Regions from separate parts of the Homo sapiens genome. Here region 1 is linked to region 2. Evidence: chromatin loops called from intact Hi-C (ENCODE). Cell type or tissue: Calu3. All regions are shown on one strand.

Evidence for each region. Peaks named below come from ENCODE experiments on the same cell type or tissue, not always from the same donor. Only the 100,000 strongest peaks of a DNase experiment are listed, where the experiment ranks them.
Region 1: a loop joins it to region 2, with 13 times the contacts of the local background. A loop is called at or near these places in 4 of 110 quality-filtered maps.

What each region holds. Positions count from the first base shown.
Region 1 is chr3:161,699,856-161,702,355 of GRCh38, forward strand. No RefSeq gene overlaps it. Among named protein-coding and RNA genes, the nearest start is that of OTOL1, 200 kb to the left of the region's middle. In Calu3, no CTCF peak of the experiment used is centred here; a DNase peak (open chromatin) is centred at 1,386.
Region 2 is chr3:161,559,018-161,561,517 of GRCh38, forward strand. No RefSeq gene overlaps it. Among named protein-coding and RNA genes, the nearest start is that of OTOL1, 63 kb to the left of the region's middle. In Calu3, CTCF peaks have their summits at 584 and 1,440 (motif pointing right); DNase peaks (open chromatin) are centred at 594 and 1,464.

The DNA.
Region 1 (2,500 bases), 140 kb after region 2:
ATTAAATCTTTCAAAAGGTATAGTCTATTTTAAATGAAAGTCAATTCATAATGTTGTAGTGTTCACACAGGGCTGCCTTATAATTAAAAAAGTTAATTTTATATTTTTGTATCCTAGTAACCTAAAATGTGCTTCAAAAAAACACAGCGAGCTGTTTAGGAAGGATTAGAAGGACAGAAATACCTGGATACAACTCTATGTCTCCCTAGTGATCTCTTTTTCGCCCACATAGGATGATGTTCTTTGATGAGAAAAACAAAACTACTCAATTTAGCCTTTTTAAAAGTTTGTGACAGTAAACACAAATTTCAAATAATTTATTTTATTGTTTTAAAATTTATACTTTAAAATGACATTCTCATCTTTTATTACTATTGAAAGATGCTATTGAATTGAACCTTTCAATATTGTATAATTAACACATGAAATGTATATTATATATAATGGACAATCTTCAATTATCATATCTTATCTAAGAAATCTGATGAGAGAAATAGCTTATGAATTTGAAAAGATTATCTCATTTTTTTCTCTTTCTTTTATTAGTGTTATTATTAATAAGTAGAGTGACCATATAATTTATCAACCAGATTGGGACATTTTTGAGAGTGAAAGTGGTAATTATCTAAGATCAGATATATTTACTAACACATGTTGATAAGTCTACATGGATAACTGAAATTAGTTAAGGAAGGTAAAAGATTGAGTCATAGTTTGTTAGCATTTATCAAACACTTCTGTATGGCAGGGACTCTACTAAGCACTGTATATGCATAATCTTATTAAACTTTCACTAGCACATGAGGTAATTTTTATTATAGCCATATTCTAGATGAGGAAACTATGGCTTACAGAGATTAAATAACTTTTCCAAGAATACATATTAGGTATGTATCAGAGACTGATTTTAAGTTTTATCTACTTATTTAAATGATTGAAAATAACACTATAGGCAATTGGCAGTAAAGATATAAATAACTGACAGTTCTATTACGTCTTTAATTCAATATTGTGATTTTTAACATTGAGTGCCAGCTTAGCGCAGTACAATAGAATATCTGCTGGACTTCTAAGGTTTTTAACTCTAGTACCTGACTCCCAGATGCCACCTCTGGACCCACCTGGGGCCTGAAGAAACTTGCTGACCTGAAGGTAAGGGCACGGTCCTGGCTGGCTTTGCCACCTGCTAATTGTAGAGCCTCAGCACCTTAAGCAAACATAGACAGTAGCCAGGGAGCAGTTACAGCAGGCGTTGGGTGAGACACAATGCTGTACTTGCTTCAGGTCTGACTCAGCACAGTCATAGTGGTGGTGGCCACAGGGGCACTTGTGTCACTTCAACTCCAGGTTTAGGTAGCTCAGAACAGAGAGAAAGAGAGACCAGAGAATTCTCCTGGATCTGGTCCAAGACCATCAGGGAAGTACTTCTATGAGTCTCAAGCACAACACCATTACTAGGCTTGGGGTGCCCCCTAAAGCAGACAGCCTAGATCACAACACCCAAGTCCTTCAAATATCTTGAAAGCCTTCCCAAGAAGGACAGGTACAAAAAAGCCCTGAAAATGAAGACTACAATCAATACCTAACTCTTTAATGCCTAGACACTGAAGAACATCTACTAGCTTCAACACCATCCAGAAAAACATGACCTCACCAAATGAACTAAATAAGTCACCAGTGACCAATCCTAGGGAAACAGAGATATGTGACCTTTCAGACAGAAAATTCAAAAGAGCTATGTTGAGGAAACCCAAGAAATTCAAGATAACAAAGAAGGAATTTAGAATTATATCAGATAAATTTAACAAAAAGATTGAAATAATTTAAAAGAATCAAGCCAGAAATTTTGGAGCTGAAAAATGCAATTGGCATACTGAATAATGCATCAGAGTTCTTTAACAGCAGAATGAATCCAGCAGAAGAAAAAAATTAGTGAGCTTGAAGAAAGCCTGTTTGAAAATACACAGTCAGAGGAGACAAAAAAAAAAAAAAAAAAAAGAGTACAAATCAATGAAGCACACTTACAGGATCTTGAAAACAGCCTCAAAAGGGCAAATCTACAAGTTACTGGCCTTAAAGAAGAGGTAGAAAAATAGATAGGCATAGAAATTTTATTCAAAGGGATAACAGAGAACTACCCAAACCTAGAGAAAGATAGTAATATTCAAGTACAAGAAGTTACACATACAGATTTAATTCAAAGAACACTTACCTCAAGGCATTTAATAAACTCCCAAAGATCAAGGATAAGGAAAGGATTCTAAAAGCAGCAAGAGGAAAGAAACAAATAACATGCAATAGAGCTCTGGCAGCACACATAGACTGAAAAATAGAGATGGCAGGAATACCTCCAAACTCATTCTGCAAGGTCAGTATTATACTGATACCCAAACCAGACAAAGACACATCAAAAAAGAAAACTGCAGGCCAATATCTCTGATGAATATTGATGCAAAAGTCCTCAACAAAATTCTAGAAAACCAAATTTAAGAATACATTA
Region 2 (2,500 bases):
TAAATTCAGTTTGGTAAGAAACATAAATTTTAGCTATGTCAGTGCTAATAGAACTTTCTGCTATGATGCAAACATTCTGCATCTGTGCTGTCCAGTTCAGTAGCCACTAGCTACATGGGGCTATTGAGCATTTGAAATTTGGCTAATATAACTGAGGAAGTGAATTTTTAATCTTATTTACTTTTAATTAAACTAAATTTAATTTTAAATAGCAACTTGTGACAACTGGCCACCATATTGAATGGTGCAGATTTATAGACCAACCCATTCATTTTACAGATGGGAAAGTGAGACCCAGGGAGGCTACTGGAATTTGCCCAAGAGCACACATAATTAGTAGTTGACTCAAGCCATCTAAAAGATTAGTCAGCATCTTCTGACTCATAAAATAGTAAGTTCTGATATCTCAGCATAAAGTTTTAAGACTCTTTGCACCTTCAAAACGAAATGAAACAGGTGAAAACAAAAATGCTGCTACATTTTGTGCCAGGTTAACTTTTTGCATAATATTCTGTGAAAAAACAGGGCCCAAGAAGAAAATAGCACTGGCGAACGCTGCCTGTTATTCCACATAAAGCCCTAGAGTGGCGCTGTTGTATAACTTCTGATGCCTGCAAAAGCCAAATCAAAAAACCCAAACCAATGAAAAGCCACCTTGTTCTTCCTATTCCTGCTCTGTCCACCTCCAGCAGTTTATTCTTTTATGTTCAGATCTTTGAATATTTTACTTCCTAAAAGAAAGAGAAATAAAAATCTTTCTGTAGGTCTACAAAAATAGATTTCCTTATATAGGAGGGAGAAATCCTGAAGTTTGGTTCTTGTTTTATAAGGTATTGAAGATACTATGGAGGTTAACTCCTTGAGGACGTTTAAACGTATCTTTTTGAGTTTTTCAATAGATAAGATTAAGGTGGCATAGAGACATAACTCATCAATACTCTGACTTCCTGCTCTCTGAGGACACATTCTTCAATGACATCTCAGATCACTTAAATTATGCGTCTTGGTCAGAATGTCCTTTCTGGGAAAGGTTGGGGCAACACGATTTGTAGACTGCGGTAGGATAAGCACATTTGACAGGTAATGTGTGGTTTCAATCTAAGGCTTCTACACACCTCACTAAAAGGCACGTTAAGAATTTTTTTTGTGTGTGTAAGCAACCTAGCGCTTTAGCATCTTGGGTCCCCCGATTCAGAGCCTCCCATCCTATTAGTGTTGTTCTGTCTCCTGGAGAGAACACTTCATGTAGACATTCAGTGATGCCACGTGCCTTGTAATTCCCTTAAAAGTTAATGAATGTGTTAGAATTAATTTTAATAAACGTTGATTAATTGCAGTTTGATTTGCGTTTTGAAGAACAAAGGCATCGCAAATACAAATCAGTGTTTGGCAGATTTTTCTTAGTTGCTTTGAAGGTTTTCACAGCAGATGGCAGTGTTGCTCTGCAGATGCTACTGAGCCAGCCCGGTGGAGGCAGCCAAAATTCCTATACATGCTCTCCAGGCAGCGCTACAAGATCCGCACCCCCAAAATTAGGGCCTGGACACAGACCAAATGAAGAGTCCAAGCAGAATTCGAAAGAATCACTGAGACTGCTGTGAATTCAAAATATGGGGATTATTTGAACCTTCTTCTGTAATTTAATTCAATGAAGTCAAATTGAGTTCCTGACAAGTTCAGAACCACATACATGAATAAAATGGTCAAAAATTTCAAACAATGGTTGATTGTGTGTGTGAGTCAGGGAGAGGCCGAGAAAAGGATAGAAAAGATGTGTCGATGATACTATAGTATGCAGCATATAGATATATGCATATCTCATCAATTTACACTATCTATGTTACATATAGATACCATAGCAGGTCAATGATTACTGCTACAAAGATAAAAATCTCTTGTTACAGGTGCACAGAGAGGGAGTAAAACTGAATACTTTCCTTGTCTACAGAATGAAGATAGGATTAGTAATATTCCAAGGTCACTTCCGGCTCTGACATTCTGGACGTTTGTGAATATTTTCCTACATTGTGGTACTTCCACACCTTCAGAGTTGACGAAACAGACCATTGTCCTTCAAATCACACTAGCATGAGGGAAGCCATGGAGCTGGATTACTCTCAATGTCATATCTTTTTTGGCCTTTGGATGTTATTTAGCAAGATGTGTCCAAATTGCATGTGATAGTGACCAAAGCAATTAGGGAGATTGATTTGGCATGCACCATTTCATTCTGTGCTCCCTACAGGGAGAGACGGAGGAGCCCATCAGGGTCCAAGATAACTAAATTTGATTTTGCCCCAATTAAGACACTAACTTTGCAAGTTGTTTTGATGTTGTTATATTTAACTTAAACTTTATTATTTTAAAAATAAGTGTCTCAGAAACAAGAATTTCAAAATTATATTAAATGTACTTGTCCTTTCTAAAGGTCTTTCTGTCTCCCTTATGTTAGTTTATGGTTTGAAAAAAAAAAACACTAGTAACTTTCCGAATTTATTTT